Linked DNA regions of Homo sapiens: region 2 is linked to region 1. Evidence: chromatin contacts called from ENCODE Hi-C or POLR2A ChIA-PET data. All regions are on one chromosome and are shown on one strand. Each heading gives the region's core, a stretch centred on a gene start or an enhancer-like site at or near the end of the contact. The rest is flanking DNA. Distances are from core to core; before and after follow the strand shown. Region 1 holds the start of CLASP1-AS1 (CLASP1 antisense RNA 1). Region 2 holds the start of SFT2D3 (SFT2 domain containing 3).

Region 1 (2,908 bases), core at 212-2,711:
TAGCAGCAGAGTTTGGTCCTGCTCCCTCACAGAGTCTTTAGCATCTCCTAGTCTGTCTATTAGACTTGGCAGCACTGAAAATCAAAATGGAAACTGATCAAATGAAACCCTATTTGGGGGTCTGTGGTCACCAAGTATTCCTATCTCAATTATGTGGGAAGACAAACCCCTGACCTAAATGATGTATCTCATTCTAAAACCACTCATCTTTGCTCACAGCTCTACTCTCCTTGCTGAAGTCCATGAAAGTCACCAAAAGAGTCTGCAAAATCCTTTGCATGGACAGATACACTATTTGTCTTCCTCCTTACCCCACGTTCCTCCAGCCAGTTCCCAACGTATTTGTAAGCTGATAAAAATGGAAGACCTTGAGAGGAAGAGTCAACAGAAAGGAAAATTTAGGTAAAACACAAGGAGAGGGGCTCCAGTATATGTGTTTGGGGGTGGAAGGAGTGGGCACTTATGAATAAATCTTAAGTTTCATCACTATTGTGTATTTTTAGTTTTACATCACGCCCATACACACATGAGACAGAGCCCAGCTCTCCATCTTCCCCGACATACCCAGGGTGGACCCTCCCACCAGTGGTCCAAGTGCACCTGTAGACCAGAGATCAGCTTATTTTAAGAGTTTGTAAACCTCTATTACATGAGATATCCCTGAATAATTCAGCTAATTTAGGAGGAAAATGGAACACTATTAAAATATCAAATGTCTAAAAGTAAAAGCTTTTTTTAAATTTGTAAACAGTCGGTGCTCATGACCTTTTCAGAAGGAGCATATTGGTCGGAAAGTTAACAGTAAAGAATACATGTGTACCAACGTAAAACAGAGAAATTCCATAAGGAAATGGTTGCATAGAGATGCTTAGTGTTTATACTACCCCCATGAAACACCGGAGGTCAGGAATTTAGAGGTATTTAAATCTATGAAATCTGTGGGTTTTGTTTCATTTTGCTGACATACTGTTTTCCCTTCAAAATAAGAGTGAACATTTACTATACATTTGTAATGACATTTACAATCAAGGTGAAAATAGTCATGCCAACCATAATCATCTGGAGAAAAATACAACTGGCTTGGTTTTATAGGATTTCTCAAGGAAAACTGCCTCTCATTAAAGGGGACCGGGGTCAGGGTAAAATATGACTTGGTTGGCACTAAAGAGTGACAGCTAATTTAGCATAAGAAATAAAAATGGCACTAATATTTCATATTAGAACACGTATTACTAAGTTCCGTGTGAGAACACAGTGAAGCCAGTACAAAGGTATGGGGGAGGGTAAGGGCGCCCGCAGGCCCAGAGGCCAGGGGAGTCCAGCTGGAAGGGAAGGCAGCGGGGCGGCCGACCCAGGCTGCGAGTGCTTAGGGGGGCTGCGGGGGAGGGCGGGGACTGGCTGTTTGGGAGGAGCGGAAGGGAGGGAGAGGGGGCTGGAGGGGAGGCAGGGTGGCTGCCGGGAGGGTTTGGGAGCCGGGGAGGCCGAGGGAAGGCTGGGGGTCTGAAGGGGCCGGGTCCGCTCCACAAGTGCCGCAGCTCACCTGTGCCGATCTGCGCCTTGAACCGATCCTGCAGCCGGGTCACCAGGGCGGACAGGATGTCCATGCCCAGCAGAACCACCTGCAGCGGGAAACACCGGGAGCCTGTTAGCAGCCGGCCTGCGGGGCAGCGCTCCCGCCCACCCGCTCCGGGGAGGCCTAGACATTTCCGGCCCAGACGCAGTCCGAGAGTCCAGACGCATGCCGACTGGAGGACCAAAGAGATTAGCACGAAGAAGGATGATCTTCCACAAAAAGAGCTATGTACAGCTATAATGGAAAATACTCGGTGAGGAGAAACGAAATAAAAGGCAATACAGCGTAGCCAAACCCGGGTTAGCTGCGGGTGGAGTTCAAGAGCGCGCCGCGGTCCCGCCCCCGCCAGCCCCGCCCCGGCGAGAAAAGCGTATGCAAATTTTCGAGCGGCCGACGCGCGGTCTTCTGGGTAAAACCGAGCCGCCGCTTTTGCGACCCTTCGGGAGCCTCAGAAAACAAAGAATTGGGGTGTCGTCGAAAGCTGTGGAGGCTGGAGGTAAGCTAGCTACCAGACCGACTAGGGCGAGGCTCACGAATTAATTACCACAACCCTACCAGGTATTGGCGCTTCCTGCTTGCAGCCCAGGGACTTTCTATTATAACCATCCTTTTCTTGGGGTTGCGCTACTGTCCAATGAGCGCATAGTGAGGGCAGTACTGCTAACGCCTGAACAACACACCCGCATCAACTAGAGCTTTTGCTTTATTTTGGTGCAATTTTTGGAAAAATGAAAACCTGTTTTCATAGACTTATCAGTTCAAACAGCAGTAATTCGTAAATAAACTAGTACTTTGTGGTTAAACCAGTAGAGGGTGCACAAGACGCGTGGTTTTAGTGTCGCAAGTAAAGTTCTTTCAGTTTTTGCGGTGATTAAACGGGAAGGATTTCAACAGAACTTCACCCCTTTAACTTTACGCCGATCATCAACTGTTCTGTAACTTCCTTATGCTGAGTCAGCCCAGTAGTCTAGGTCAAGTTTCAATAGGAGACGAAGTTTCAGTAGGTCTTTGCACCTCACATAAAATGTAATCCAGGTCGGGCGCGGTGGCTCACGCCTGCAATCCCAGCACTTTGGGAGGCCGAGGGGGGCGGATCACGAGGTCAGGAGATCGAGACCATCCTGGCTAACACAGTGAAACTCCGTCTCTCCTAAAAATACAAAAAATTAGCCGGGCGAGGTGGCCGGCGCCTGTAGTCCCAGCTGCTCGGGAGGCTGAGGCAGGAGAATGGCGTGAATCCGGGGGGGTGGAGCCTGCAGTGAGCAGAGATCGCGCCACTGCACTCCAGCCTGGGCGACAGCGAGACTCCATCTCAAAAAAAAAAAAAAAATAGTA
Region 2 (2,908 bases), core at 268-2,767, 6.2 Mb after region 1:
AGACCCTGCTTTCAATTCTTTGGGGTATATATCCAGAGTGGAACTGCTGGATTGGATTGTAATTATATACACACATACACACATAACTGTATACAAATATGTGTGTATATACGTTTATATGTGTCTGTGTGTGTGTGTGTGTATATATATATATATATATTTTTTTTTTATAGTAACTTCCATACTGTTTTCCACAGCGGATATAGCATTTTACATTCCCACCAACGGTGCACAAGGCTTCTAGTTTCTCCACATCCTTGACAGCACTTGTAACTTTCTGGTGTGTTTTTGTTTTTTTGTTTTGATTGTAGCCATCCTAATGGTTTAGCCCATGCTAAGTGATCAGGCTGGTCACTATTATTATCAAGTGAGATAACAAATCAGAATATATTTTGAAAAAGAATTGCATCTGCCAGGATCCAACCAAGAAAACAGAAAGCATTAAAAGGAACTTAATGGGGGAGATTAGTTACACACAGGGGATGGAAAGGCTGAGAAGCCAAACAGCAGGAAGCCGTTAACCTTACATCCACCTAGGGCAGAGGACAAAGGACACAGGGCCACCCAGGGGAAGCCAAGGTGGTGAGGGGAGCTGTGGAGGCAGCTGGAAGAATCTGGAGGAATCTGACCTGTGAGAGGAACCACAAGCAAACACCCTCTAGGAGGCTCTGAGAAACAGCAGGGCACGTGGGTGCGGCCTGGGAACAGATCAGGATTGACCTGCGTGCGAGCCAGCTTGTCACAGTGATGTGACGATGAGTCAGGACACCTGGGCGTGGCGCTGTCCAGAGCACGAGAGTGACACCAAACACATGGGACAGCAGCACCGAGTCTTGGACAAGGGGCGCGAAGGAGTCAAGGATGTTGCCAGGCCTGTGGCCGAAACTGAGAACAGAATAGAGAAGCAGGTTGAGGGTGCTGGGTGTCAACCCTTCCTTTATCAACCCCATGGTAAATGATCAGGATGGTCACTATTACTACAAGTGAGGTAACTAATCAGAACGCAACTTTCCCCAAAAAACCCACCTGAGTTACACAGGTCTGAACTTTTTTAAAAATTAAATTTTTATTTTGAGATCACTGTTTGTGTTCAGTTGTAAGAAACAAGAGAGATTCTGTGTACCCTTTACCCATTCCTCCATGTTGCAAAACTAGCACAATATCACCGCCACGGTAGACGCAGTGAGGCCATAAGACATTTCCGTCAGCAAAAGGGTCACTTCTTGTGCCCCTTTAGAACCACACCCACCCCTGCCTTCCAACTATTAATGCTGGCAGGACTTAGCCAGACCGCAAGGGCGCCTACTCCGAACAAGGAAGAGGGTCAGGCGCTGGGAGGGCGACTGCAAGCGGACAGGCAGCACCTGCGACCACGGTACTTGGGGACACCACAAAAGTCCGCAGAGCAGGCACCGCGGCACTTCCGCGAGCGCCGCAGGCCCTGCCCCTTTCGCCGTCGCCGACCAATTGCCGCCCGAAGACCGAACCGCTTCAGCGGAGGGCCGGAAGTGAGCCGCAGCTTTTCCTTTCTGCCACCGCCTTGTCCAAGATGGCGGACCTCCACCGCCAGCTGCAGGAGTACCTGGCGCAGGGGAAAGCTGGCGGCCCGGCGGCCGCGGAGCCGCTGCTCGCCGCGGAGAAGGCGGAGGAGCCCGGGGACCGGCCGGCGGAGGAGTGGCTGGGCCGCGCGGGCTTGCGCTGGACGTGGGCGCGGAGCCCTGCGGAGTCGGCAGCGGCCGGCCTGACGTGCCTCCCGAGCGTGACGCGCGGGCAGCGGCTGGCGGCGGGCGGCGGGTGCCTGCTGCTGGCTGCACTGTGTTTCGGCCTAGCCGCGCTCTACGCACCGGTGTTGCTGCTGCGCGCGCGCAAGTTCGCGCTGCTCTGGTCACTGGGCTCGGCGCTGGCGTTGGCGGGAAGCGCGCTGCTGCGGGGCGGCGCGGCGTGCGGACGCCTGCTGCGCTGCGAAGAAGCGCCGTCCCGGCCCGCGCTGCTCTACATGGCAGCGCTGGGCGCCACGCTGTTCGCCGCGCTGGGCCTTCGCAGCACGCTGCTCACGGTGCTGGGCGCGGGCGCGCAGGTGGCCGCGCTGCTGGCCGCGCTGGTTGGGCTGCTGCCCTGGGGCGGCGGCACCGCGCTGCGCCTCGCACTGGGTCGCCTGGGCCGCGGCGCCGGCCTCGCCAAGGTGCTGCCCGTGTGAGGACCTCGCGCCCTCGCCGCTGGGGAAGTACGCGGAGCCAGCGCCGTCGGAGACCGCGCCGGCCGAGCTGAGGACTGCACGCCGCTGTGCGGAAGCCCGTGGCGAAGGCCCTGCCCTAACAGCCTGCGAGTCTAATCCGGGAGCGGCTGCTGCCAGCGGAGGCGACAGCAGCGTTGGGAGCTCCTCGATGTCAGCTTTTTGTGCTGGACTTGGCACACGCTCTGAAAACTGAGATTTTGTCATTGAACTGGTGACAGGATGTGAGACGGTTATTAGAAGTTGCTTTCGAAGTAACTGTGGTCTTAGGTTCGGCTGAGTAAAGAAAAAGGATTTTTCTTCGAGTTAGCTGCTCTTGTGATTTTTCTCAGGCTGTTTTGTCATTTTAAAATCCAGTGGTAGATGTAGCTTAGCGACGGTAGTTTTTTGTTTTGGCTATACTAAGACTTGGAAATTATTCTCTCCAGTGTCAGCGAATCCAGAAGGGTATCAGATTAAACACCGAATTCAGCCACTGGACTTTTAAAAGTACTTAAGATGGTTTATCTCGGGTTTTTTCTTCAGTTAACAAAATCATAAATATGGTGCCTTATAACATGAAAGGAAAATTAGTTGTGTATTTCACGACGAAAGCGACGGACCAAAAGAAATTTCCTGCCCCAAGAAGCATGGGATCCAGGAAGGGGCGCGTAGATGCTTAACGGTCTCTTCGGA

Evidence for each region. Hi-C counts contacts between places; a loop is a spot of excess contacts on that map. ChIA-PET counts read pairs that join two places held with the same protein, here RNA polymerase II (POLR2A). Pooled maps may share reads with other maps.
Region 2: a loop to region 1 is called in a pooled map, with 17 times the contacts of the local background. The contact joins the promoter of SFT2D3 here to the promoter of CLASP1-AS1 in region 1. A Hi-C loop is called at or near these places in 1 of 168 maps with a recorded cell type or tissue (vagina) and 6 of 50 pooled maps. POLR2A ChIA-PET finds 5 or more read pairs at or near these places in 1 of 52 experiments (WTC11).

Annotation. Positions count from the first base shown.
Region 1 is chr2:121,528,707-121,531,614 of GRCh38, forward strand. It overlaps CLASP1-AS1 (CLASP1 antisense RNA 1), which reads left to right and starts at 1,462. Exons shown (of 2, transcript XR_001739683.2): 1 at 1,462-2,069. It overlaps CLASP1 (cytoplasmic linker associated protein 1), which reads right to left. Exons shown (of 41, transcript NM_001395891.1): 3 at 1,541-1,619; 4 at 1-74. It overlaps RNU4ATAC (RNA, U4atac small nuclear), which reads left to right and starts at 2,174; the gene lies at 2,174-2,303. RefSeq lists a silencer at 1,332-1,531 and an enhancer at 1,722-1,851.
Region 2 is chr2:127,699,980-127,702,887 of GRCh38, forward strand. SFT2D3 (SFT2 domain containing 3) reads left to right here and starts at 1,518. Exons shown (of 1, transcript NM_032740.4): 1 at 1,518-2,908. The coding sequence starts at 1,550. The coding sequence ends at 2,197. WDR33 (WD repeat domain 33) reads right to left here. Exons shown (of 22, transcript NM_018383.5): 22 at 1,048-2,908. RefSeq lists enhancers at 40-1,239, 234-755, 467-836, 756-1,277 and a silencer at 1,597-2,276.